2 separate regions of the Homo sapiens genome follow, and region 1 is linked to region 2. Evidence: read pairs that join two places in POLR2A ChIA-PET (ENCODE). Cell type or tissue: OCI-LY7. All regions are shown on one strand. Each heading gives the region's core, and the rest is flanking DNA. Links, peaks and the distances in the headings are about the cores only.

What was found. Peaks named below come from ENCODE experiments on the same cell type or tissue, not always from the same donor. Only the 100,000 strongest peaks of a DNase experiment are listed, where the experiment ranks them.
Region 1: POLR2A ChIA-PET joins it to region 2 with 6 read pairs; 5 of 35 experiments call an interaction of 5 or more read pairs at or near these places.

The regions. Positions count from the first base shown.
Region 1 is chr12:113,101,229-113,118,417 of GRCh38, forward strand. RASAL1 (RAS protein activator like 1) reads right to left here. Exons shown (of 21, transcript NM_001301202.2): 8 at 15,845-15,933; 9 at 14,706-14,823; 10 at 14,407-14,560; 11 at 13,972-14,036; 12 at 13,572-13,684; 13 at 10,858-11,050; 14 at 6,857-6,994; 15 at 5,869-6,013; 16 at 4,486-4,658; 17 at 2,933-3,070; 18 at 2,718-2,853; 19 at 661-781. Among named protein-coding and RNA genes, the nearest start is that of RASAL1, 26 kb to the right of the region's middle. In OCI-LY7, for the core only: no CTCF peak of the experiment used is centred there; no DNase peak of the experiment used is centred there; H3K27ac peaks cover 2,341 bases.
Region 2 is chr12:113,187,204-113,195,071 of GRCh38, forward strand. RITA1 (RBPJ interacting and tubulin associated 1) reads left to right here. Exons shown (of 4, transcript NM_032848.3): 4 at 4,107-5,165. The coding sequence ends at 4,614. Among named protein-coding and RNA genes, the nearest start is that of RITA1, 5.4 kb to the left of the region's middle. RefSeq lists enhancers at 1-159, 4,289-4,942 and a silencer at 6,901-7,195. In OCI-LY7, for the core only: no CTCF peak of the experiment used is centred there; a DNase peak (open chromatin) is centred at 3,765; H3K27ac peaks cover 2,018 bases.

The DNA of each region.
Region 1 (17,189 bases), core at 5,057-10,056, 84 kb before region 2:
AACATGGTGAAACCCCGTCTCTACTAAAAATACAAAAACTAGTCAGGCGTGGTGGCAAGTGCCTGTAATCCTGGCTATGTGGGAGGCTGAAGCAAGAGAATCGCTTGAACCCAGGAGGCAGAGGTTGCAGTGAGCCAAGATCATGCCACTGCACTCCAGCCTGGGCAACAGAGCCAGACTCTGTCTAAGTAAATAAATAAATAAATTTTTTTAAAAAGAGATCACACAGCTAGTAAGTGGCCAGGTCACGATTTGAACCCAGACAGGTCAGCTTCAGAACCCACTCTATAATGAGTTGGGACAAATCTCTGTCACCAAATAACAGTGATAGTGATCCTCATGCCAGGAAGGGGAAGAGATCTATCCAAGGTCATTTAGCAAGCGCAGGGGGCCAGGATTTTATGTGAATTGTGCCAGGGTCTCTGGAGCTCCAGGTATTAAAAGATCCCAAGACCCAGTTCTGCATAAGGGACCCCTCCCACTGAGGATGCTTCCCAAGCCCTGACTGTGTAGACACCCAGTCCCCACCCTGGGCCAGGCCCCCGGGGAATATCCACCAACACACATGGGAAGAATGAATAAATGGACACAGCAAGGCCACGGTGGGGGGCTGGCCTGGCTGGTCATAGGAGGTGAAGTGGGATGGGTGGGGGCACCCACCTGAGCTGGTCCCGCCCCAGGAGCAGCTGCCGATACACTGTCTGGGCCTCAGCATCAGGATCCAGTGGGTCACTCCAGTCCCCCAGGGTGACAGCTGAGTGTGTACGGCTGCAGCCGGCGGCTGAGGGAACACAGCTTCATTCATCAGTAACTCCCTCTCCCCTTCCAGAAGCCTCCACAGCCAGGCATTCGCCAAGCCGTGCTCCTTCTTCCTGTAAAATCCCTCCTCAAACCTACTACTTCTAGGCCACACACGGTGGCTCATGCCTGTAATCTCAGCACTTTTGGAGGCTGAGATGGGAGGATCACTCGAGCCCAAGAGTTCAAGACCAGCCTGGGCAACATAGTGAGACCTTGTCTCTACAAATAATTTAAAAATTACCCTTGGGTCTGGAGCGGTGGCTCACGCCTGTAATCCCAGAACTTTGGGAGGCCAAGGTGGGTGGATCACCTGAGGTCAGGAGTTTCAGACCAGCCTGGCCAATGTGGTGAAATCCCATCTCTACTAAAAATACAAAAATTAGCCAGGCGTGGTGGCTCATGCCTGTAATCTCAGCTACTTGGGAGGCTGAGGCAGGAGAATCTCTTGAACCTGGGAGGCACAGATTGCAGTGAGCTAAGATTGCACCAGTGCATTCTAGCCTGGGCAAAAGGGTGAGACTCCATCTCACACACACACAAAAATATTAGCCTCACATGGTGGCACGTCTGTGGTCCCAGCTACTTGGGAGGCTGAGGTGAGAGGACTGCTTGAGCCCAGGAGTTTGAGGCTGCAGGGAGCCATGATTGCACCACTGCACTCCAGCCTGGGCAACAGAGACTCTGTCTCAAAAACAAAAATAAAAAAACCCACTACTTCCGTTGAATCTTACATCCTCCACTCTCATCCAGCCCCACTTCTGCTCCCCAGACTCTAGCAGTAGCCTCGCCTCTCCCGGTACTCCTCCCTCATTCTAGGCTCCAGTCACACAGACCCTTTTCCATCCGTCAGCCTACCTTGTCCCAACCTCTAGGCCTTTGCTCATGACACCTGCAACACTTCCTTACCCCCATCTCCCAGTTCTGTCTCCAATGCCGCTGCTTAACTTCTGCTCTACTCAGGTCACATTTAAGCAGCACCTCCTCCAGGAAGCCCTCCTTGAGTCCCCATCCTGAGGCTGGGTCAGAGGCATCCACTGGAATCTCAAACGTCTCATCTTGGCACTTATAACATTGTATTACATTGTTATACATTGTAATACATCATTATATATTGTATATACATTGTTAATAACAATGTCATTATTTTATATATTATTTTATATATATTTTATATATATTATATATTATTTTATATAATAACAATGTTATTATTTACAATGTTATACATTGTAATACATTGTTATACATTGTATATACATTGTTAATAACAATGTATAACATTGTATTAACAAAAGGCCGGGCACGGTGGCTCAGGCCTGTAATCCCAACACTTTGGGAGGCCGAGGAGGGCTTATCACCTGAGGTCAGGAGTTCGAGACCAGCCTGACCAACATGGGGAAACCCCGTCCCTACTAAAAATACAAAAATTAGCTGGGTGCAGTGGTACGCACCTATAAACCCAGCTAGTCAGGAGGCTGAGGCAGGAGAATCGCTTGAACCCGGGAGGCAGAGGTTGCAGTGAGCCGAGGTTGTGCCACTGCACTCCAGCCTGGGCAATAGAGTGAGACTCTGTCTCAAAAAAAAAAAAAATTATTGGGTTATGCACTCATCTTTCTTGAGAACAAGCTCATGATGTTTGAGTACCACTGGATGCTGGCACCTAGTGAGTACTTTAGAAATAACACGTCGCATACGCCAAGCAGCGTCCTATGCTCTTTGTGTAAATCAAGTCATTTAATTATCACAACTCCACGAGATAGGCACTGTTATCAACCTCATTTCACAGTTGAGGAGACTGAGGCATAGAGAGGTTGAGTAACTTGCCCAAGGTTGCACAGCCAGCCCAGGCGGAAGTGGGACACCCGCTGATTGACGGGTGGGGAGGGCGGAGCCTGCAGTCCGCCCTGCCCCCTCACCTGAGCGCTCAGCCTGGAGGCAGCAGGTCCAGCGCGCGCTGCGGAAGGCACCGGGGTGGCAGGCGGCCAGCTTGTTCGGGTTGGGGGCGCTGGCCTTGCGCAAGGCCGAGAGCCACTGGTTGAGCTCATTCACATTCTGCAGCGGGTGGGAGGCGATCAGGGGGCGGGTGGGAACAGAGGGACGCCCCCCGCTCCCCATCGCGGTGGGGTCTCACCTTGCACTGGAGGTAGGTGGTGTGCAGCGCCCCCGTGCCGTCCTGCGTCACCACCTGCATCACGTGGGGCAGTTGGAAGGCGCCCTCGTCTACGCGCTCCACGGCGCGGATGTGAGACACGGGGATGGAGTGACACATCTGGGGAAGAGGATTGTCGCTGCAGGATGGGCTGGGGGCTAGGGCCGGGGTGGGGACACCTTCCGTCTGGTTGTGTGCAGCAGGTGGAGTCAGTTCCCAGCGGCGGGACATTCAACCCTGTAAGTCTGTGCTCTGTGTGCTCGTCCATCCATCCATGTGAGCTGTTCCATGAGTCCTGCCCTATCCCCTTTTATTTTTTTAATTTTTATTTATTTATTTTTTTAACAGAGTCTCGCTCTGCCGCCCAGGCTGGAGTGCAGTTGCACGAGCTGGCCTCACTGCTACCTCCGCCTCCCAGGTTCAAGCGATTCTCCTGCCTCAGCCTCCCAAGTAGCTGGGATTACAGGCGTGCACCACCGCTCCCGGCTAATTTTTGTATTTTTAGTAGAGACGGGGTTTCACTATGTTGGCCAGGCTGGTCTCGAACTCCTGGCCTCAAGTGATCTGCCCACCCCGGCCTCCCAAAGTGCTGGGATTACAGGCATGAGCCACCGTGCCCAGCCACCTCTCTAAGTGACAACTTCTCTGGGCATCCATTTCCTTGTTAATAATAACTACCACTTCTATGGTACTTGGGACGCGATTCCAAGCACTTTACATTGATCAACTTATTTAATTATCACAACAAACTTCTGGGGTTGGTTCTGTTATTCTCTCCAACCTGCAGATGAGAAAACTGAGGTGCAAGAGGATAGATGACGCTTCCAAGGTCACTCATTGGGTGGACCCAAAATTGGAACCCAGAGAACTGACCCCTAGAATCTCCATTCTTCTGATAAAATAGAAACAGGAAGCGTGGGCTCCCTTCTCAGCGTTAGCCGTCATCATCTACTGGTGTGCACACAGCTCCCCATTCGGGAGATTCCAGCACGTGTCTCGGGGCATTCTAGTCATGAACGCCAGCCCCACAAGGGCAGGATTTTCACCTGTCTTGTTCACTTCTGTATCTCCAGTGCCTAGGACACTGGCACATAATAGGCACTCAATAAATGTTTGCTGAATGAATGAACGAGTGAATGAATGCTTGGATGGATGTGCCTGAACATCTGCACACGTTCCTAGTGAACACATTCAATTTTATGAGTCTGTCTAGCATGTGTCTAGATCCTGGTGGGAGCATTGGAGAGAGGCTCAGCATCATCCCTGTCCTGTGTGCATCCACATCTGGGAGGCGTATCCCCGCCACCGCATGTGCACATTCTGAAGGATGCATGATGGTGCCTGTCCATGTCCTGTGCCCACATTGGCCTGAACTTGTGAGCAGAGCCTGTCCTGAGAGTTTGTCGTTGTTAAGTTGCTATGGCATCTTGGGGCCTTGCCCCACTGTGGGCCTCAGTTTCCCCCTGGGTACAAAGAGGCAGCACACTGAAAAAGGCCACCCCTGGAAAGCCCTCCATAGTGGACTGGAACCCCACCTGCCACTCAGGACTCTTGGAGAAGGAGAGGGTCTCCCCGCTGAGCCAGACGTAGCGCTTCTTGAAGGCAAAGCGCGTGGCCAGGCCGGCAGGCTCCTCCTTGCGCTTCAGCAGATAGCCTTCTCGAACAATGGCCGAGGGCGGGAACAGGGCCCTGGCTGGGACACCAGCTTCTAGGAGATGGGAGAAGAGAGCGGTGGACAGTGAGCCCTCCCTAACCAGGCTCACCTTGCTCCACTAGCATGCCCAGGGAGGACCTCAGTGGACGGGCATGGTTCTCTGCTCCCCTAGAGGCAGGAGGATGAGCGCGATGACTTCAGACCACTCCCTCAATAGGGGATGCAATCATGGAGGCTGGGAGGAGGGGGAGGGCAGAGTAGCCCTTGAAGACCTCTCTCCAACCAGAGAAATCTGCAGACAGTATGCAGGCAGCCAGCAGGGGCAGCCACACCCTATGGGGTCCCATCCAGGCAATGTCCAGCATTTAATCATGCTCAGGGAGCCAGGACACAGCCCCGCCACCCCACCCCAGCACCATAGGGACCCCACCATGCCACAGCCAGGTTCTACGTTCTGACAGGTTGCTTCAATGGGACTGGGATCCAACTAGGTTATGACCTGAGCCCCACATTATGGTATGGACTCAACCACAACTTTCCTGCTACAAATCATCCTGTGATTCTGTTTCACTCCAAGTCAAAGCTAAAATTCTTCCCAAGGCCTATGAGGCCCCACAGGATCTGGCCCCCTCACCTCTCTGGCCTTGCCTCTTTGCCTCCCCACTGCCCCCAGTTCACTCTTCTTCACGGGTGTCCTCAGTGCTGCTCTGTGTCCTACCTCAGGGCCCTTGCACATGCTGTGCCCTGCCTGGCACACTCTTCCCCAGGATCCTCAAGGCTCTCTAACTTTTCCCTTTCAGATCTCTGTTCTTTCCTCCTTTTTTTTTTCCTTCTTAGCACTTACAGCTCTCTAACATACCACATAACTTGCTTATTTATCTTGCTAATGGCCTGTGGTCCCCAACAAAATAAAAGCTCTGTGAGATCAGATTTTCTCTGTCTTGTTCACTGCTGCATCCCCAGCACCTAGAACTGTGCCTGTTATTTAGTAAGCGCTTAATAGATGTTTGTCAATGGCATGCACACCATGCCACGATCCTGCCCACAGCCATATCCCCACACTGGCTGGGGATGGGCCTGGAGGACAGCACCTGAGCTCTGTTCATCTCTGGGGCCTAGCACAGTAAGTATCAGGAAATGTTAGTTGACTGACCCACAGATTCACATTCTTAGTGCTGAGGAGCTGGAGGGGGAAAGGGGAAGTCCCTGAGTGGTGTCTCAACTGGGCTGAGAAGCCAGATGTGGCCGGACCACAGGAACTCACCTTCATCCCCATCCACATCCACCAGCCGGTCCAGGAAGTCTCTCACACGTGAGACACACTGCAGCAGGAAGGGGTGCAGGGGGGCCATCCACAGTTCCTTGCCTTGGCCCAGCTGCTGGCCCAGGTTTCCAATGCTCTGCACAGCCTGGAGCAAAGAAGCGAGGGATGCCGGGGCCAAGGTCACAGCAGAGGGTAGGGCCCCTCCTGGCTCCCAAATCAGTGCTCAATAAAAGAAGACTCATATTGCCGGGCACAGTGGCTCATGCCTGTAATCCCAGCACTTTGGGAGGCCGAAGTAAGCGGATCACTTGAGGTCAGGAGCTTGTGACGAGCCTGGCCAACATGGTGATACCTCATCTCTACTAAAAATGCAAAAATTAGCTGGTCGTGGTGGCTCACGCCTGTAAATCCAGCTACTCCAGAAGCTGAGGTGGGAAGATCACTTGAACCGAGGAGGCAGAGGTTGCAGTAAGCCAAGATCGTGCCACTGCACTCCAGCCTGGGTGACAGAGCGAGACTTGTCTCAAGGAAAAAAATAAATCAATAAGAAGACTCAACACCTTCCTTGGGTGATGTCTGTTTCCCCTTCCTCTTTTTGGAATCTGCACTCCCCACTAACCTTATTCTGTTCCCTCCCGAGCCCAGATCCTCCCCAAGAACTGCTCAGTCCTACCATGGTACTCTCATGCAGAATCTCAAGTTGTTGCCCTTTGCAAATGATGATCTAATTCATACTAAGGTGTGAATGCCTGCTAGCCTGTTTTCCACTTTCCTTCTGGAAGGGTTGGGTTTTCATTCCCAAAGGGGAAATTGGAGTGCATGATGACTGCCTTCACCCTTGGGATGGAATGCTAACGGTGGTGTTTCAGACTTGGGTTTCTTCGGATGTTCTTTGGGTCTTCTGTGGGTCTGGCCTCCCAGCTCTGCTCCTACCATGCTTTTTTCCCTGGCTAAAGTACCTAGGATGGGGGAAACCCATGGCTGGCACCTTGGCAAGCAACAGCAGTGAGCGGCTAGTCTGGGGGTCCGCGTGTTGGTCCCGAAGGTCAAACAGCTTTGGGGTAAGGATGGCAGGTGCGAAGAATCGCAAGAAGAGAAATCCACTGATGGCCAGGTACTTCACATCCTGCTGGGAGGAGCAGAAGGTAAGAGGAGCCCCCCAAACCCACTTCTCAGCTGCGTAAACTGAGGCAGCAAGGACTAGAAATTCGTGGTGCAAAGAGAAGTAGGATGGGGAATTGACCAGGAAGCCACACCGGCTGGCCGAGGAAGTTTTTCCTCTCTGGGCCTCAGTTTTCTCACCTGGAAAATGGAATAACAAAACCAATCCTACAAAAGCAGATTTGGCCAAATGTCCTCAGAGTTGGCTTTGTGCCAAGCACTATGCCAAGAGCACAGCCCTAAGAGGGAGGCACCATCATGAGTCCCATTTTACAGATGAGGAAGCAGAAGCTCAGAGACATCAAGCGATTTGCCCAGGGTCACACAGCTAATGAGTGGCAAAGTCAGGATTCAAACCCAGACCTGTGATTTATGATAATAACAGCAGCAGGATGGATACCTCTCTATACATTCGCTTATTTAATACTCAACCCAGGAAGGATCACATCTCCATTTTACAGAGGAGGCAACTGAGGCCCAGCAAGGGAAAGTCCCTTGCCTAAGTCTGCACAGCCATAAGCGGCAGAGCCAGGAGTTGGACTTAGGCAGGATTTGATTATTTTTCTTTTTTTTTTCTTTCTTTTTTTTTTTTTTTGAGGCAGAGTCTTGCTCTGTTGTTCAGGCTGGAGTGCAGTGGCACGATCTCTGCTTACTGCAACCTCCACCTCCCAGTTTCAAGTGATTCTAGTGCCTCAGCCTCCCAAGTAGCTGGGATTACAGGCATATGCCACCACACCTGGCCAGTTTTTGTTTTGCTTTTTTTGTTTTTAGGTTTTTTTGTGTGTGTTTTTTTTTTTTTTTTTAGTAGAGATGGGGTTTTACCATGTTGGCCAGGCTGGTCTTGAACTCCTAATCTCAAGTGATCCAGCCGCCTCAGCCTCCCAAAGTCCTAGGATTACAGGCATAAGCCACCTCGCCCAGCCAAGGATTTGAACTCTCTGTTCTTCACCACACTCTCCTGCCATTCAACACCAGCTACCAAGGAGCCCTCACTAAGTATTAGAAACCAAGCCTGAACTATCACATTTAGTCCTCAAACAACTCCATGTGGGTAGGTAAGTGCTATTATCCCATTTTTTCAGATGAGGAAACTGAGGCTCAGTAGTGAACCCAGTCTGATGGGCTCCAGAGTCCATCCTGTGTGCACCTCCCCACCTCCAACCTCTGCCCTCTACAAACTGTAGAGTATGGTTCCCCTCCATGTGAATCCGGGGCCTGGCCCATCTAAAGGTAACGCTGGTTCCCCAGCACCAGCAGAGGTGACTCAGGGAAGGGTGCCCCTCCATCCTGGGTGCATCTTGCTCCCCCCAAACCAGCTCCCCACCCACCTCTCACACTTGCCAGGCTATATTTAGCCTGAGAGTCTGCGCCTGTGTTTATTCAGAGGTTGTAGTCACACATGAAACAATGCCCTCCCCGGGGCGTGTGCCACCTTCCTGGGGCATCTTGGCCTTGGCAGTGACCCCTGTAGGAGCTGGGTACCTAGAACTGCCCAGAGGGAGCATCTTCCCCTCCATCTGGAGCCCTGAACTGTCCCCCTCCATCTGGAGCCCTGAACTGTCCCACCACTACCCCACTGCCATCTGTAGTCCAGGGTAATTTCAGTCTTCACATCAGCTCATTTGTTTCCTCCTTTTTGAAGGCAAAGAACCGGTGTCAGTGCAGCAGAGAAAGGGGCTTCCCTGGGTTCCCCGGGCCGGAGGAAGTCCCTGCTCCAGGGCCACCTTGGGGGCTGAGAACTAGAGGACACTTGGGTGTCACTGATATTGGCTCACCATACGAGGTCTAGGCTGTCTGGGGAGCTGGCCTCCTCCCTTTCTTCCCTGTTCCCTGCCACAGCTGTGCCCCACTTAACACCTCTGCTGGCAGCCCAGGTGAGAGCCCAGCAAGGTGAGGTGTAAGCCAAGCTACATCCCAGTCTCAAGGCCCAGAGCTTACTCCTCAGCTGGGGAGGAGGGGGAGGAGGGGAGAGACCCCAGCTGGGAGTCTAGAAAACCCTTGGCCAAGTGTTTTGCCTCTCTGGGCCTCAGTTTCCCCATCTGTAAACAGGAAGTGGAGAGAGATGTGGCATAAATCAAAAGCTCTCAAATGAGGCTGTAGGAAGTGGGTTACGACATTGCCAAAATGTAACAGGTCTTAGGTCTTTCTGCAAAGTGAATCCTGGTCTGATACATCAGCACTACGTAAGAGTTCATCTCACCTGATGTTATCTGCAAGTGAGGACAATGACAGCCACCTCGGGAGGTGTGCTGAGCATTCAACCAGGGGGTCCCAAACTGGCCAGTCCAACCACAAATGTTTTGTAATGCATGACCCAAAGTGTTTTTGTGTGTTTGGTTTTCAGGTGAATTCATGCTGACATTTTAAAAATAAGAGATCAGGCCGGGCGCGGTGGTTCACGCCTGTAGTCCCAGCACTTTGGGAGGCTGAGGCAAGGGGACTGCTTGAGGCTAGGAGTTCGAGACCCTCTGGGCAACACAGTGAGACCCTGTCTCTAGAAAAATAAATAATTAGCTGGGTGTGGTGGTGCACCCCTCTAGTCCCAGCAACTCGGGAGGCTGAGGTGGGAAGATCACTCAAGCCTGGGATAGAGGCTGCAGTGAGCTATGATTGTGCCACTGCACTCCAGCCTGAGCAACAGAGCAAGACCCCGTCTCAAAAGTTAGTAATAAGTAAATAAATAAATAACCTCACATAAAATCCAGAATCTCTAAAGATCTGGCAGTACTGGGCTTCCATTCCTATATGGCAGTGATCCCCTGGAGCTGCCCCCTTTAGACAAGATCTGGGGGCTTCAGTTGGCCACAGTCTTCATGTCTCCCTACCACCCCACGCGCTGCTTGCTTTGTTCTTGCGCCTCGTCTGCCTGAAACTCACAGCATCTGAGTTTTCAACTTTTCTATCCATGTTGGTATAGCACTACACCTGCAGGGATTCATTTTTAGACTTTATTCTGGGTGTTTCTGAGCACTTACTGTATGCCAGATCTGCGTTCTTCTCTCTTACTTCCTCTCTCTCTCTCTATTTTACATCTGGAATTTCAAGAAGCACTTACTTTGTGCCAGACTCTATTATTTGCTGGTTATGAGCACAGACTCAGGAGCCAGCCTGCCTGGGTGAGTGCCAGTCCCAATATCACTCCTTTCTACCTGTGTGACTTAAGCTCTCTGGGCCTCAGTTTCCTCCTCCGTAAAATGGGAATAATCCTGGTATCCACCTCACAGGCTGCGTGTGATGGTTAGATAGGGTAATAAATACATAAATCACCTAAAACAAGATATGGACCATGGTCAGGCTACATAGAGTGTTAGCTGCCATTATTATATTTATTATTGGTATTTATTTGTTTATTTTGAGACAGAGTCTATCTCTGTCACCCAGTCTGGAGTGCAGTGGCGCAATCTCGGCTCACTGCAACCTCTGTCTCCTGGCTTCAAGCGATTCTCCTGACTCAGCCTCCGGAGTAGCTGGGATTACAGGTGTGAGCCACCATGCCCAGTTAATTTTTGTATTTTTAGTAGAGACAGGGTTTCATCATGTTGGCCAGGCTGGTCTCGAACTCCTCACTTCACTTGAAAGTGATCCACCCTCCTCGGCCTCCCAAAGTGCTGGGATTACAGGCGTGAGCCACTGCGCCCGGCCTATTTTTATTATTACTATCATTCTTGGGACCCGGACCCTGCCAGGAACGCTGTCCCCACTTCTGCCAGGACAGAATGCTCTAGTGCCGGCAGCCTAGGTTCTGGTCACAGTTCTGTCCTGACTCCTCCGAGTGACCCCGGACAAGCTCCGGCCTGTCCCCAGCCTCAGCCTCCCATCCTGGCGCACCTGGTGCTCGGCCTGGGGGAAGCGCTCCTCCACTCGCCGGTGCAGCTGCTTGAAGGCGAGGCGCATGGCGGGCGGGCAGCGCCCCACGGAGCCCACGATGGCGTCCACGATGGGCCCCAGGTAGCCCGTCAGCAGCCCCAGGCTGGTCTCCCGCATCTGCTCCTCCGAGAGTGCGCCTTTGAAGGAGATCCTCCTGGAGGGGCCGGCGGAGCAGCTCAGCCTCGGGGCACAACATCTGCCTGCTCCAAACCCTCCACCGGCCCCGCTGAGCTCCGAGAGGACTCATCTTCCCTCCACGTCCGCAGCCTCCTTCCTGCCCCTTCCCACCGGGTTTCTTGCTGTTGCTTAAACACGATGAGCTCATTCCCATCCTGCAGCCTTTGCACTGGCTTATCTCCGTGCCCAGAACACTCTCCCGTTAAATGTTAAATCTCCGCAACACTCCCTTCCTCACCCCCTGCAAGTCTTTGCTTAGATGTCCCCTCCCCTGCGAGGCTGCCCCTGTCCTCACCCTCTGGAATATTGCAGGCCTCTCCCCTCCCTCGTTTATTCCATTCCCTGGTCCCATTCAATAACCTTTTCCCAACCAGGCCCGGTGGCTCATGCCTGTAATCCCAGCACTCTGGGAGGCCGAGGGGGCAGGTCACTTGAGACCAGGAGTTCAAGACCAGCCTGGCCAACATGGTGAAACTCCATCTCCACCAAAAAATACAAAAATTAGCCCAGCGTGGTGGTGCACGCCTATAATCTCAGCTACTTGGGATGCTGAGGCAGGAGAATCGCTTCAATATGGGAAGTGGAGGTTGCAGTGAGTCGAGATCGCACCACTGCACTGCAGCCTGGGTGACACAGCGAGACTCCATCTCAAAAAATAAATAAATAAATAAATAAACCTTCTTCCTCCAGTTGCTCATTATCTGTCTCCCCCCAGAATAGGGACTTGGGACTATTTGTTCCCTACTGTATCGTCAGTGTTCAGCCCAGAGCCTGGCACTCAATCATTGTTTTGTTTTGTGGATGCTAGAACAGCACTTTTCCATCTGCAATTATTGTGTTCCTTTCTTTCTTTACAGATTGAGGGTCTGTCTTGCCCACACCTAGAGTGACAGCTGGGGGTTCTCAGCCCCACTGTGTCCTGGACCCAACGTGCTGAGCCCTGGACTTGTCTCTGGCATGGTCTCTTTTAATCCTAACAGCAACTTGATGGGGTAAGTAGCCTTACTTGTTCCCGTTTAACAGATAAGAAAACTGAGGCTCAGAGAGGTTACTGGGGAGATGGCACAGCTGAGAATAGAACCCAGGACTGCCAACTCCACAGCCTGCCTGCAACCCTGCCCTGTCCAGGTCCCTACATGCCCCTGTCCCCATGGGTGCCCACTGAGTTTCCTCCATCGTTATCAAGTGTGCTAGGAAAAGCCCTCAACTTGGAGTCTCACAGATGGACTGTGTCCTTCTGCTCAGGGCCTGGGATCAAATCCTTGCTCTGTAATTTCCTGGCTGTATGACCTTAGGCAAGTGACCTTCCCTCTCTGAGGCTCAGTTGCATCATCAGTAAGAGGGGGTCATGATGCCTGCCTCTAAAGTAGTCAGAAGGTGTGGACAGCACAAGGAAAGATCCTCTCCTGTCTCTGCCACGGTCCCCAGTGGATACCCCAGCAACAATTTTCCACAGCTCCAGGCTTGTGGGTTAGACAGGAGAAGGTTCTGGAGAGAAAGGAGGAGCCCACGGAGGGGTGGAATGACCCCCAGCCACTGCTCTGCTTCCTCCCAATCTCATTGAGCTCTCCACGATCTCCCTTGCAGGCAGGCCCACTCAGAGACCGCCAACACCACAATAATAAAAATCGCTAATGTTGGGGACCCCCAGCAGCACAGCAGTAAATATCACTAATGTCGAGGAGCCCCAGCAGCACAGTAATAAAGATCACTAATGCTTGTGGAGCACATGCATGACTCAGTTAACGGAGCAGAGGTCATGAGCCCCACGTTTCAGGTGATAATATTCTCACCAGCTGGATAAGGGACATTTTAGAAGTAGTGTGTGCATTAAGTAGAAGAACATTGGATCAATATTTTAGGTTTTTTAATTTTAAAAAATCTGATTATGCCAGGCACGGTTGTTCACGCCTGTAATCCCAGCACTTCGGGAGACCAAGGCAGGAGGATTGCTTGAGCCCAGGAGTTCGAGACCAGCCTGGGCAATGTGGCAAAACCCTGTCTCTGCTAAAAATGTAAAAACTTAGCTGGGCATGGTGGTGTGCGCCTATAGTCCCAGCTACTCAGGAGGCTGAGGTGGAAAAATTACCTGAGCCCGGGAAGTTGACGCTGCAGTGAGCTGTGGTCACACCACTGCACCCCAGCCTGGGTGACAGAGTAAAACCTTGTCTCAAAAAAAAAAAAAAAAGAAAAAAAGGAAAAGAAAAGAAGCAACTTAACCACTGAGGAACAGAAGTTTTGGCAACTTTGTCCACCAGTAGTGGCAAAGCTAAGATTTGAACCCAGGGCGCTTAGCATCAGAGTCCTGACCATAACCCCTATACTACACAGCCTGATGGTTTAAGGGCTTGTGTGTGAGGCTTTCAGCTCAGCCACCGAGCTCCTGAGCAGCTGTAGCCCCAGGGTGGGTGGCAGTCAGCATGAACCCAGCCCCCAGACAAGGCTCCGGGTAGCCAAAGGGGCCCGTCGGAAGGTCAGGGTCCTCAGGCTTTGCTCACCGGGTGCGGCCCAGGTCCATCTTGCAGGGATCCAGCTCCATGTACTTCTTCTCCTCAAAGACACGGCTAATCACAGGCTTCAGGACCTCGTGCAGGTAGGGCATGCCCACGAGCTGGGGGCAGGGGGCACCACACGGGGTGGGGCTGAGGGCGAGGCCGGGGCATGCCCATGAGCTGGGCGCAGGGGGGACCATGCAGGAAGAGGTTCAGAGAGAGGCCAGGGCTGGGGTAGGGGACACATCCAGGTGCAACTCAGGGCAAGGCCGGGCACCAGCCGCCAGCACTGCAGCTCGGCTGCTCAGTGCTGTCTGAAGCCAGCTAAGTGAGGGAGCCAGGTAGGCACTGGGAAGGAGGTACCCGAGGAAGCTGCGCCTGGTCCCGCAGGCCTTCACCTACTCACCTTCATAAACTGTTCCATCGACTTGGATGCCAGGGAGTTAGAACGGAAGAGGGTGTTGGGGTCCACTGGGAGGACAGGAGGAAGTGTTTGCTGGGATTTAGGGAGCTGAACCCAGCTCACCCCACTCACCCAAGGTGGGAGTCATGATTCTTCCAGCCCCAAGAATCAGGAAGACCCAAAACATCAACCCCATTCACAGTACAGAGGCCCGGAGTGGTTAAGTGAATTGCCTGAGGTCACACAGCCCACAAGTAGCAAAGCCAGGGCCTGAACCTGCAATTGGGCTCCCAACTGTCTGGAGGTGCACAGCACAGGGACCCACAGAAAAAGGAGCCCTTTTTCCCTCTGCCTGAGGCCTCCCCATTCCTCCCCCAGGACCCTCCTGCAAGCCCACCATTGAGGGCGGTGATGTCGGGGGTTGTGCGGGCAACTCACTGGTCCGAGCCACCTCACGCCGGGTGAGATAGTCCAGAAAGCGCCCAGCCAGTCCCCGGCCAAGAAAGAGTTTCACCAGCTTGGTGGCAAGGTCCTGGCGGCAGTCCCCCAAGGTCAGCTCTTCCAGCAAAGCCAAGGGGCTAGCAGTGTCCTCCTGGGTGGGGGCGGGAGACAAAGATGACCTCGGCCCCTGGGACCCCAAAGCAGATGGGCCTAGATAGGGCTCCGTGAGGCAGGGGGAGGCCAGGATCCAGACCCCCGGCACCCGCCTGATAGCATTGCTTGCCTGACGCACCCACCTCTGCTGGCCCCTGCACAGACTCCATGAGCAGCTCCATGAGAGGCTGGTAGCACTGGGAGGGCAGGACGCGGTCCTCAATCAGGCGTACCTTCACTCGCAGGGCACCCAGGTTCCCCCTGTCCAGGATCAGATCATAAGAAAATGAAAGATCTGGCCGAACACGATGGCTCACGCCTGTAATCCCAGCATTTTGGGAGGCCAAGGTGGGCAGATCACTTGAGGTCAGCAGTTTGTGACCAGCCTGACCAACATGGTGAAGCCCCATCTCTACTAAAAATACAAAAATTAGCCGGGCGTGATGACACACGCCTGTAGTCCCAGCTACTCAGGAGGCTGAGGCAGGAGAATTGCTTGAACCTGGCAGGCAGAGGTTAAGATTGTGCCGCTGCACTCCAGCCTGCGTGACAGAGCGATACTCTGTCTAAAAAAAAAAAGAAAGAAGGAAAAGAAAATGAAAGATGCCCTTATGGAAGAGCACAAGTGCGCATGGGCAGGTGTGGAGAGCCAAGAGAGGCCAATGGGAACACATGGGAGGAGGGCAGGTGTTTGCAAAACAAGACAGGTGTAGGCAGGTATAGACAAGTGTGGACAGGTATGAACAGGGGTAGGCAGCTGTGAACAGGCATAAATAGGAATGTATACAAACAACATAAACAGGCAGGTGTGGCCAGAGTGGATAGATGTGGCCAGTGTACACAAATATGTACAGGATGTGTGGACAAGTGTAGATGATTGTTGACAGTGTGAACAAGCATGGACAGGTGTGTATAGGTGCGGCCAGTATAAACAGGTGTGAAATGATATTGATGGGTATAAACAGGACAGGCAAGTGGAGATGGTATAAACAAGTGTGTTCAAGAATGAACAGTATGGAGAGGTGTGGAAGGACCCAAAGTTCTAAATATACATCAAGTGTGAACCAACATGTTTGCACATGAACAGGTGAACGGGTGTAAAGTGAACTTATGTGGATTTATGTAAACACCTTGAGAGACATTCCATAGACAGTTGTTAAATGGATGAATGCATGAAGTGGCATAGTGATAATGTGTGGGCTGGCATGGGCTCTGCCCGCAAGCTGTGGATGCTGCCCGGCATGGCTCCAGCCTGGCCCCCTCCCTCTGCACCCACATTTACCCAGAATCCTCCTCGGCTCTGGGAAAGGGCAGGAGGCGGAACCAGCCTTTAGGTGGCTTCTGCTGGAGGGTCTTTGGAGAGAACTCCACCTTTTGAGAGAGACACACAGACCCTCAGCCGGGCCCTGGCCTGCCCTGCCCTGCCTGGCTCAGGTCTCACCTAGCCCTGGAAGAACAGACTGCCCACCCACAGAGGGGCAGAATGGCCTGCCAGGGGACCCCTCCTTCTCTCCTACAAGTCCCAAATTATTAGCTCCTGCCAGGACACTGAGGGCTTCTGAGGGCCTACCAGGGACACTTAATTTACAGTTGAGGAAACTGAGGCTCAGCGATGTGGAGTGATTTGCCCAAGGTCACACAGCTGCTAGAGATAGCATGTCTGGACTGAGTGTATTTTCAGCTCTGTTTAGGGACATAAATTTCTTCTATCAAAAGGCATAAGGACAGCCCTGGAGGGACCCAAGCCCCACACTCTCTCTCTTTTTAAATAACTTTATAGAGACGTAATTCACATCCTAAACAATTCACCTTTTAAAAGTGTACAATTCAATGATTTTTAGTATATTCACAGACTTACCGCAATTAGTTGTGCCGCTGATTCCAGAACATTGTCTATGAGCCCTAAAGAGCCTGCACTCATTACCAGTCACTTCGTGCCCCCCAGCCCCTGACAACCACGAATCTATTTTCTGTGTCGGTAGATTTGCCTATTCTAGACATTTCGTATAAATGGAATCATATGTGTTTTGCAGGGGCTGGCTTTTTCCACTTAGTGTAATGGTTCATCCACGTGCCAGTACGGTAAGTCCTGACTCATAACGTATAAGGAAATCAAATGTACCATGAGCTAATTACTATAAACAAGAATGAAGGCTGGGTGGGTAGCTCATGCCTGTAATCCCAGCACTTTGGGAGGATGAGGCGGGCAGATCACTTGAGGTCAGGAGTTCAAGACCAGCCTGACCAACATGATGAAACCCTGTCTCTATTAAAAATACAAAAATTACTCAGATGTAGTGGTGTTCACCTGTAACCCCAGCTACTTGGGAGACTGAGGCAAAATAATTCCTTGAACCCAGGAGGTGGAGGTTGCAGTGAGCTGAGTTCATGCCACTGCACTCCAGCCTGGGCAATAGAGGGAGATTCCTTCTAAAAAATAAAAATAAAAAAAATAAACAAGAGTTAAGTTCCTACAGCATACAGTATGTCATTTTGCTTAAGGCTGCAGTTTCCAAGAACCTATGGATGACATTAAATGAGGACTTACTGTACTTCATTCCTTTTTATGGCTGAATAATATTCCATTGTATCGATAGACCACATTTTGTTTATCTATAATGGACACT
Region 2 (7,868 bases), core at 2,869-7,868:
TAGGGGGATTGTTGATGGATTAAATGAGAGAGGGGTCTGCAGTGCTTCGCACAGTAACCTAATACTTAGAAAGCTGTCAATAAATGGTAGTGTTGATGGTTGTGATGGTGAACTCCCTATCCCCAAATGTCACAAACTGGGCATCTGAGGCCCAGAGGAGTCAGCTGAGGCATAAGATCACAGAGAAATTTGCATAAGCTTATTAATATTAATGTGTTCGATCCTTGAAATGACATAGATGTGGTGTTTCTGAAGTCATTTTGAAAATGGGTTTTGGCCACATGGGGTAGCTCATGCCTGTAATCCCAGAACGTTTGGAGGTTGAGGTGGGATCACTTGAGCTCAGGAGTTTGAGACCAGCCTGGGCAGCGTGGTGAAACTGTGTCTCTATAAAAAATGCAAAAATTAGCCAAGTGTGGTGGTGTGCGCCTGTACTCCCAGCTCCCGGGAGGCTGAGGTGGGAGGATCACTTGAGCCTAGGAGGCAGAGATTGCAATGAGCTGAGATCACGCCTCTGCACTCCAGCCTGAGTGACAGAGTGAGACCCTGTCTCCAAAAAAAAAAAAAAAAAAAAATTGAAAATGGTTCTTGCTGCATTTTTATGAACAAGTTAGAAAAATAGGAACTAATGCAAATTGTTATTGTTGTTAATTAATTAGATTAGAATTAGATTATTTGGACTGTTTCAGATTAATATCAGCCTGGAGGGAGGTGTCTAGTGGTGAGCCACAGGGCTCTGTCCTGTTTATTGTTATCAGTGGTTTGGACAAAGACACAGAAGATTAGCACAGTAGTTGGCTAGGGCCACCATGACAAAATACCACAGACTGGGTGGCTTAAACAACACAATTTTTTTTTTTTTTGAGATGGAGTCTCGCTCTGTTGCCCAGGCTGGAGTGCAGTGGCACGATCTTGGCTCACCACAACCTCCACCTCCCGGGTTCAAGCGACTCTCCTGCCTCAGTCTCCTGAGTAGCTGGGACTACAGGCACATGCCACCATGCCTGACTTAATTTTTTTTTTTTTTTTTTGAGACGGAGTTTTGCTCTTGTTGCCCAGGCTGGAGTGCAGTGGAGCCATCTCAGCTAACCTGAACCTCTGCCTCCCAGGTTCAAGCGATTCTCCTGCCTCACCCTCCCTGGTAGCTGGGATTACGCCACCATGCCTGGCTAATTTTGTATTTTTAGTAGAGACGGGGTTTCTCCATGTTGGTCAGGCTGATCTTGAACTCCCGACCAGGTGATCCACCTGCCTTGGCCTCCCGAAGTGCTGGGATTACAGGCATGAGCCACCGCGCCTGGCCACAACACAAATTTATTTTGTCACAGTCTGGAGGCTGGAAGCCCAAGATCAAGGTGTTGGCAGGTTTGGTTTCTCCTGAGGCCTCTCTCCTTGGCTTGCAGTTGGCCACGTTCTCACAGTGTCATCATAGGGCCTTTTCTCATTTTTTTTTAATCCTTCAATTACATGCAAGGGCCTTTTCTGTATACACACACACCCCTGATGTCTCTTCCTCTCATAAGGACACCAGTTCTATTGGATTAGGATCCCCTACCCTTATAATGTTATTTAGCCTTAGTTACCTTTTTTTTTTTTTTTTTTTTTTTTTTTTTTTTTTTTTTTTTGAGATGGAGTCTGGCTCTGTCGCCCAGGCTGGAGTGCAGTGGCACCATCTCGGATCACTGCAGCCTCCACCTCCGGGTTCAAGGAATTCTCCTGCCTCAGCCTCCCGAGTAGCTGGCATTACAGGTGCACGCCACCATGCCTGGCTAATTTTTGTATTTTTAGTAGAGACGGGGTTTCACTGTGTTGGCCAGGCTGGTCTCAAACTCCTGAGCTCAAGTCGTTCTCCCGCCTCTGCTTTCCAAAGTGCTGGAATTACAGATGTGAGCCACCATGTCTGGCCAGCCTTAATTACCTTTAATTAATCTAAATAATTAAGGCCAAGTGTAGAGACATTTGGGGTTAGGGCTTCAACATATGAATTTGGGTGGGCACAATTCAGTCCATAAGAACTGGCCAGCTAAAGTTAGGGTTCATTCTGAACCACAGGGACATATTTCAGATGAGAGAAATGAAATGAGAATGGGAATGATACCTATTATAAAAACAAGAATCAGTTATTGCCAGTTCTGTAGACAAGGCAGGGTCAGGTGGAGATTAGCAACACTGATACCTACAACATGGCTGAAAACACTGAGGTAAAGATAGGCTGCATTAGGAAGTATGGTGTCCATGAAAAGGGAGGTGACAACTCCTTGCTCACCTGGAGGGTGGAATTTTCTTCTGGATGCCAACAGGTAGAGGGTGTCAAGTGAGGGGTTGCATAAGAGGTAGAGAAGTTATTGAGCAAAAACCTTGGCACCAGACATATACAGGCATTAGCCAATGTGGTTTGAGCAGCTAAACCAAGTGGCAAAAGCTTGCCCTTTCAAAGACTTGCAGTTTGGGGATAGAAGCACTTTCAGTCCTGGCCAAAAAAACTATGGGCGTGGAATCTTGCAGGTATGCCGTGAATATCTGTTGAATAAAAAAAAAAAAAAAAAAAAAGGCCAGACAGGCTGACTCAGGCCTGTAGTCCCAGCACTTTGGGAGGCTGAGGTGGGAGGATCGCTTGAGCTCCAGAGTTTGAGACCAGCCTGGGCAACATAGTGAGATCCCTGTCTCTACAAAAAATAAAAATATTAGCAGGGCATAGTGGTGCATACCTGTAGTCCCAGCTACTCTGGAGGCTGAAGTGGGAGGATTACTTGAGCTCAGGAGTTCGCAGCTGCAGCGAGCGTCACTGCACTCCAGCCTGGGTGACAGAGTGAGACCCTGTCTCTTAAAAAAAAAAAAAAAAAAGGCCGGGCGCAGTGACTCTTGCCTGTAATCCCAGCACTTTGGGAGGCCGAGGTGGGTAGATCATGAGGTCAGGAATTGAAGACCAGCCTGGCCAACATGGTGAAACCCCCCCCGTCTCTACTAAAAATACAAAAATTAGCTGGGCATGGTAGCACATGCCTGTAATCCCGCCTACTCAGGAGGCTGAGGCAGGAGAATCGCTTGAACCCAGGAGGCGGAGGTTGCAGTGAGCTGAGATTGCACCACTGCACTCCAGCCTGGGTGACAGAGCGAGACTCTGTCTCAGAAAAAAAAAGAAAAAGAAAGAAAGAAAAGAAAATGGGCACGGTGGCTTACTCCTGCAATCCTAACACTTTGAGAGGTTAAGGCAGGGGGCTGCTTGAGTTCAGGAACTCAAGACCAGCCTGAGCAACATAAATCTGATCTCTACTAAAAATCAAAAACAAAAAAATTAGCTGGGCTTGGTGGCACTGTGCCTGTAGTCCCAGCTATTAGGGAGGCTGAGGTGAGAGGATTGCTTGGGCCCAGGAATTTGAGGCTGCTGTGATCTGTGACTGTGCCACTACACTCCACTTGAACAACAGAGTGAGATCGTGTCTCACAAAGAAAAGAAAAAGTGGAGGCTATAAAGACTAAGGTTATACTAATTGTGACTCTCAATTGCAAGTGACAGAAAACTTATTCAAACTGGCTTCCCCAGGAGAAGGCATGTGGGGCTCCTGTAACAGGGGCTCAAACTGTGGCTGGAACTGTCTGTCTCCACCTTAGTGCTGCTTTTCCCTGCATGCCCTTCAATCTTCAGTAGGAAGGAGATAGCCACAAGCTGCTTTGGGCTGACATCCTATCAGCTTAGCAAGAAGTAAAGTCAGGTGGCAGAAAGACATCTCTTTCCTAGTGGTTTCTGCAAGGTCCTAAGGCAGATTCTGATTGGACAGGCTTGGGTCATCTGGCCATTCGTGAACCAATCCATGTGGCCAGGAGGATGGAATATGCAAATTGTCCAGGCCTGGGGCACATGTCTGGGAATGGGGTCAGGATGCAGGGGCAGTGGATGTTTCGCAGGGAAAATCAGCAGAGACCGGGGGCAGTGGTGCTTAAGAGGCTGTGGCCTCGCTGTAGGTTTCAGACTGGGAGACAAGGACTCCTGGGATCTGCAGGCAACCCTCCTCTGCTGCTGCCATCCCAGGGTGGGTGGGAGAGCTGTTAAAGTTTTGAGGGGTTGTTCATCCCCCAGCTCATGGCGTTTATCTTCCATTTGCCAGACCCATCAGCCACACCCCGTCTTACTGTGATGAGTCGCTGTTTGGCTCCCGATCTGAAGGCGCCAGCTTCGGGGCCCCGCGGATGGCGAAGGGGGATGCCGCAAAGCTCCGTGCTCTCTTGTGGACGCCACCACCTACCCCCAGGGGTAGCCACTCGCCCCGCCCCAGGGAGGCACCACTGCGAGCCATTCACCCAGCTGGTCCCTCCAAGACAGAGCCGGGGCCAGCGGCAGACTCCCAGAAGTTATCTATGGGTGGGTTACACTCTTCACGCCCCCTGAAGCGGGGACTTTCCCATTCCCTCACCCACCTGAATGTCCCCAGCACTGGTCATCCAGCCACCAGTGCCCCCCACACAAATGGGCCTCAGGATCTCAGGCCTTCCACGTCAGGGGTGACCTTCCGGAGCCCCCTGGTGACTTCCAGGGCTCGCTCAGTTAGCATTTCAGTGCCATCTACCCCACGACGAGGTGGGGCCACCCAGAAACCAAAGCCCCCTTGGAAATGATACTCTTTCATCAGGGTTGCCTATGGGGCCACGGCGACAGGTATGGCCCCTTGCCAGGGTAGGAGGACATTCATCACCCAGGGAACCCCAGGTATTAAAGAAGCCCCTGTGGGGGCAGACAGACATAGCAGGGGTGGGCAGTGCCTCCCTTTATCCTGACAATCTCTAGTCGATTCTTGCCTTTTTCTCCCGATTGCGGATTTGGGGGCCACCTCTAAGATGCCTCTCTCCAGCCCTGTCTCAACCATACTCCAAATTAGTGCCAACCCAGGGGCCTGGCACCTCCCACATCATCCATTGTCTTGCTGCCAAGTGCGAATAAACGGCGTGATTGCCAACCTGGAGGGTCCCCTCTTATCCCTTCAAGCCAAGCTTCCTGCTCAGGATTAGTTTCCAGCTAAGTCTGCAAGCCCTAGAGGAGTTTTTCCAGGCTGTCTGTGAAGCCTGGGGAACACAACGGCAACTGGGAGATTTGTGAGTGAACACTGTTTCATCTTAATATGCTTCTGAATTTATTTTCATGTACTAAATAGATCAGCTCATCAAAGCCATGAATGTCACTTTTTTTCCCCCTCAGGGTAAAGGCCATTGTTAGGCCTGAGTTGATTTAAATAACAAAGTTAAATACAACAGATAGTACAAGGATGTGGCAGGCAACATGACAGCGGTGAGTGGGTAACTGAAGTTTGGGAATCTGGGGCTTCGGGAAGCGCTGGACTCTTCCTCCCGTCGGCTTCTGGCTAATGCCACTAACTTGTGGTTGGCCGGCTCTTCCTTAGCTCAGAGTACAGACAATAGTATTTTTTTAGTTTTGTTTTTAAGTTTGTTTGTGTGTGTGTGTGTGTGTGTGTGTGTGTGTTAAGGTGGGAAATAAAACACAATGGCTAGGACTTTGCCAAGTGGAGGGTCCAAGAAAGCCAGACAGTGACATGTGTGTCTGCAGAGCACTTAGGATGCAGCCCAGGACTTAGGAAAAGCAACAAAGCCTTTGCGCAGATGGAATTGCACCCAGATTGGGCAGTGTGGGCTGGGCTCTGGGCCTCTCCTTGCCCCCGTCTTCCTGTAAGGCACCTCCAGGAGGCACCAGGATTTTAGGGAGTCCAGTTGGAAGCCACATCATCTGGTTGGTACGTCTGCCTTGGGGCAGGGAAGAGTGGACACTGCTGGGGAGGGAGACCTGCAGTGCCCAGGACCAGTGACACACAGAAACACCTGTGGGGTCAGGCAGGCCAGCTGTGCTCTCATGCAAACATGCTTTGTTTTTTGTTTGTTTGTTTGTATGTTTGTTTGTTTTTGGTGTTTCTTTTTTTTGTTTTGTTTTGTTTTTTAAGACACGGGGCCTCGTTTCCTTGCCCACCCTGGAGTGCAGTGGTGCGATCATAGCTCACTGCTGACTTGACCTCCCGGCTCAAGCCATCCTCCCCCTCAGCCTCCTGAGTGGCGGGGACTACATGCATGCACCACCATGCCTGGCTAACTTCTTTTAAAAATTTTTTTGGACTGGGCGCGGTGGTTCATGCCTGTAATCCCAGCACTTTAGGAGGCCGAGGCGGGCGGATCACGAGGTCAGGAGATCGAGACCATCCTGGCTAACACAGTGAAACCCTGTCTCTACTAAAAATACAAAAAATTAGCCGGGCGCGGTGGCAGGCGCCTGTAGTCCCAGCTACATGGGAGGCTGAGGCAGGAGAATGGCGTGAACCCAGGAGGCGGAGCTTGCAGTGAGCCGAGATCGTGCCACTGCACTCCAGCCTGGGCAACAGAGCGAGACTCTGTCTCAAAAAAAAAAAAAAAAATTTATAGAGAGGGATTTCATTCCTTCCAGTAAGAAACAAGAAAAAAAGGGAAAAAAAAGAGACATGAGTCTCACTATGTTGTACAGGCTGGTCTCAAACTCCTGGCCTGAAGTGATCCTCCCGCTTCAGCCTCCCAAAGTGCTGAGATTACAGGTGTGAGCCACCTCGCCCAGCTGCAATGTGCATTTTAAACATATAGAATGTTTAAGCTTCCTGGAACTTTCACTAACAATTAGTTACTCACGCCCACCTCAGTTTTTCCTGAAACATCCATCTCTCTTTTGCCTTCCCATCTTCCCCTTTGTTTCCACAGACATAGGCCAGAAATAACCTCTCTTTCCTGGCTGGGCATGGTGACTCATGCCTGTAATCCCAGCACTTTGGGAGGCCAAGGTGGGTGGATCACTTGAGGTTAGGAGCTTGAGACTAGCCTGGTAAACATGGCAAAACGCTGTTTCTACTAAAAATACAAAAATTAGCCAGGCATGATGGCGCATGCCTGTAATCCCAGCTACTCGGGAGGCTGAGGCAGGAGAATCGCTTGAAACTGGGAGGCAGAGGCAGTAGTAAGCTGAGATCCAACCAGTGCACTGCAGCCTGAGCAACAGAGCAAGACTCTGTCTAAAAAAAAAAAAAACAAACCTCTTTCCTCCTCCCAACTACAGTAAAATCTGGCAGTAGCCCAAGGTGACACTAAAGGGCAACGGACACCAGGCTGTGGTGTATGTAAGGCAGTTGGGGGTGGTGAGGATGGGGGCGACTTACTTTACCATCTAATGGGGGCTGCTGCTGCTGAGCCCTAGGAGATATGCAGACCTGGGATATCTGGATGATTAGATTTTTTTCCAGAAAAGGGAGAGTGTTGGATTTCTACATGGTAGCCCTCAGTTTTTTAAATGCTGACAAATAATTTAAAGATAATTGTTCAGGCCGGGGGTGATGGCTCATGCCCGTAATCCCAGCACTTTGGGGGGCCCAGGCAGGAGGATCGCTTGAGGCCAGGAGTTCAAGACCAGCCTGGGCAACATAGTGAGACCCTGTCTCTACCTACCCTTTTTTTTTTTTTTTTTTTTTTTTGAGACAGGGTCTTCCTGTGTCACTCAGGCTGGAGTGCAGTGGCACAATCTCAGCTCGCTGCAATCTCGACCCTCCCAGACTCCAGTGATCCTCCTACCTCAGCCTCCCAAGTAGCTGGGACTACTGCCGTGTGCCACCATGCCTGGCTAATTTTTTAATTTTTTGTAGAGACAAAAAATAAAACATGGGGTTTTGCCATGTTTCCCAAGCTGGTCTCAAACTCCTGAGCTCAAGTGATCTGCCTGCCTCAGCCTCCCAAAGTGCTGCGATTAGAGGTGTGAGTAACCACTCCTGGCCTAAAAATTTTTTACTTTAAAAAAAAAAAGTTGTTTTAAATAATTGTTCAGCTCCCTGGAATGTGAGGCTGAGGGCTGCTGTGAC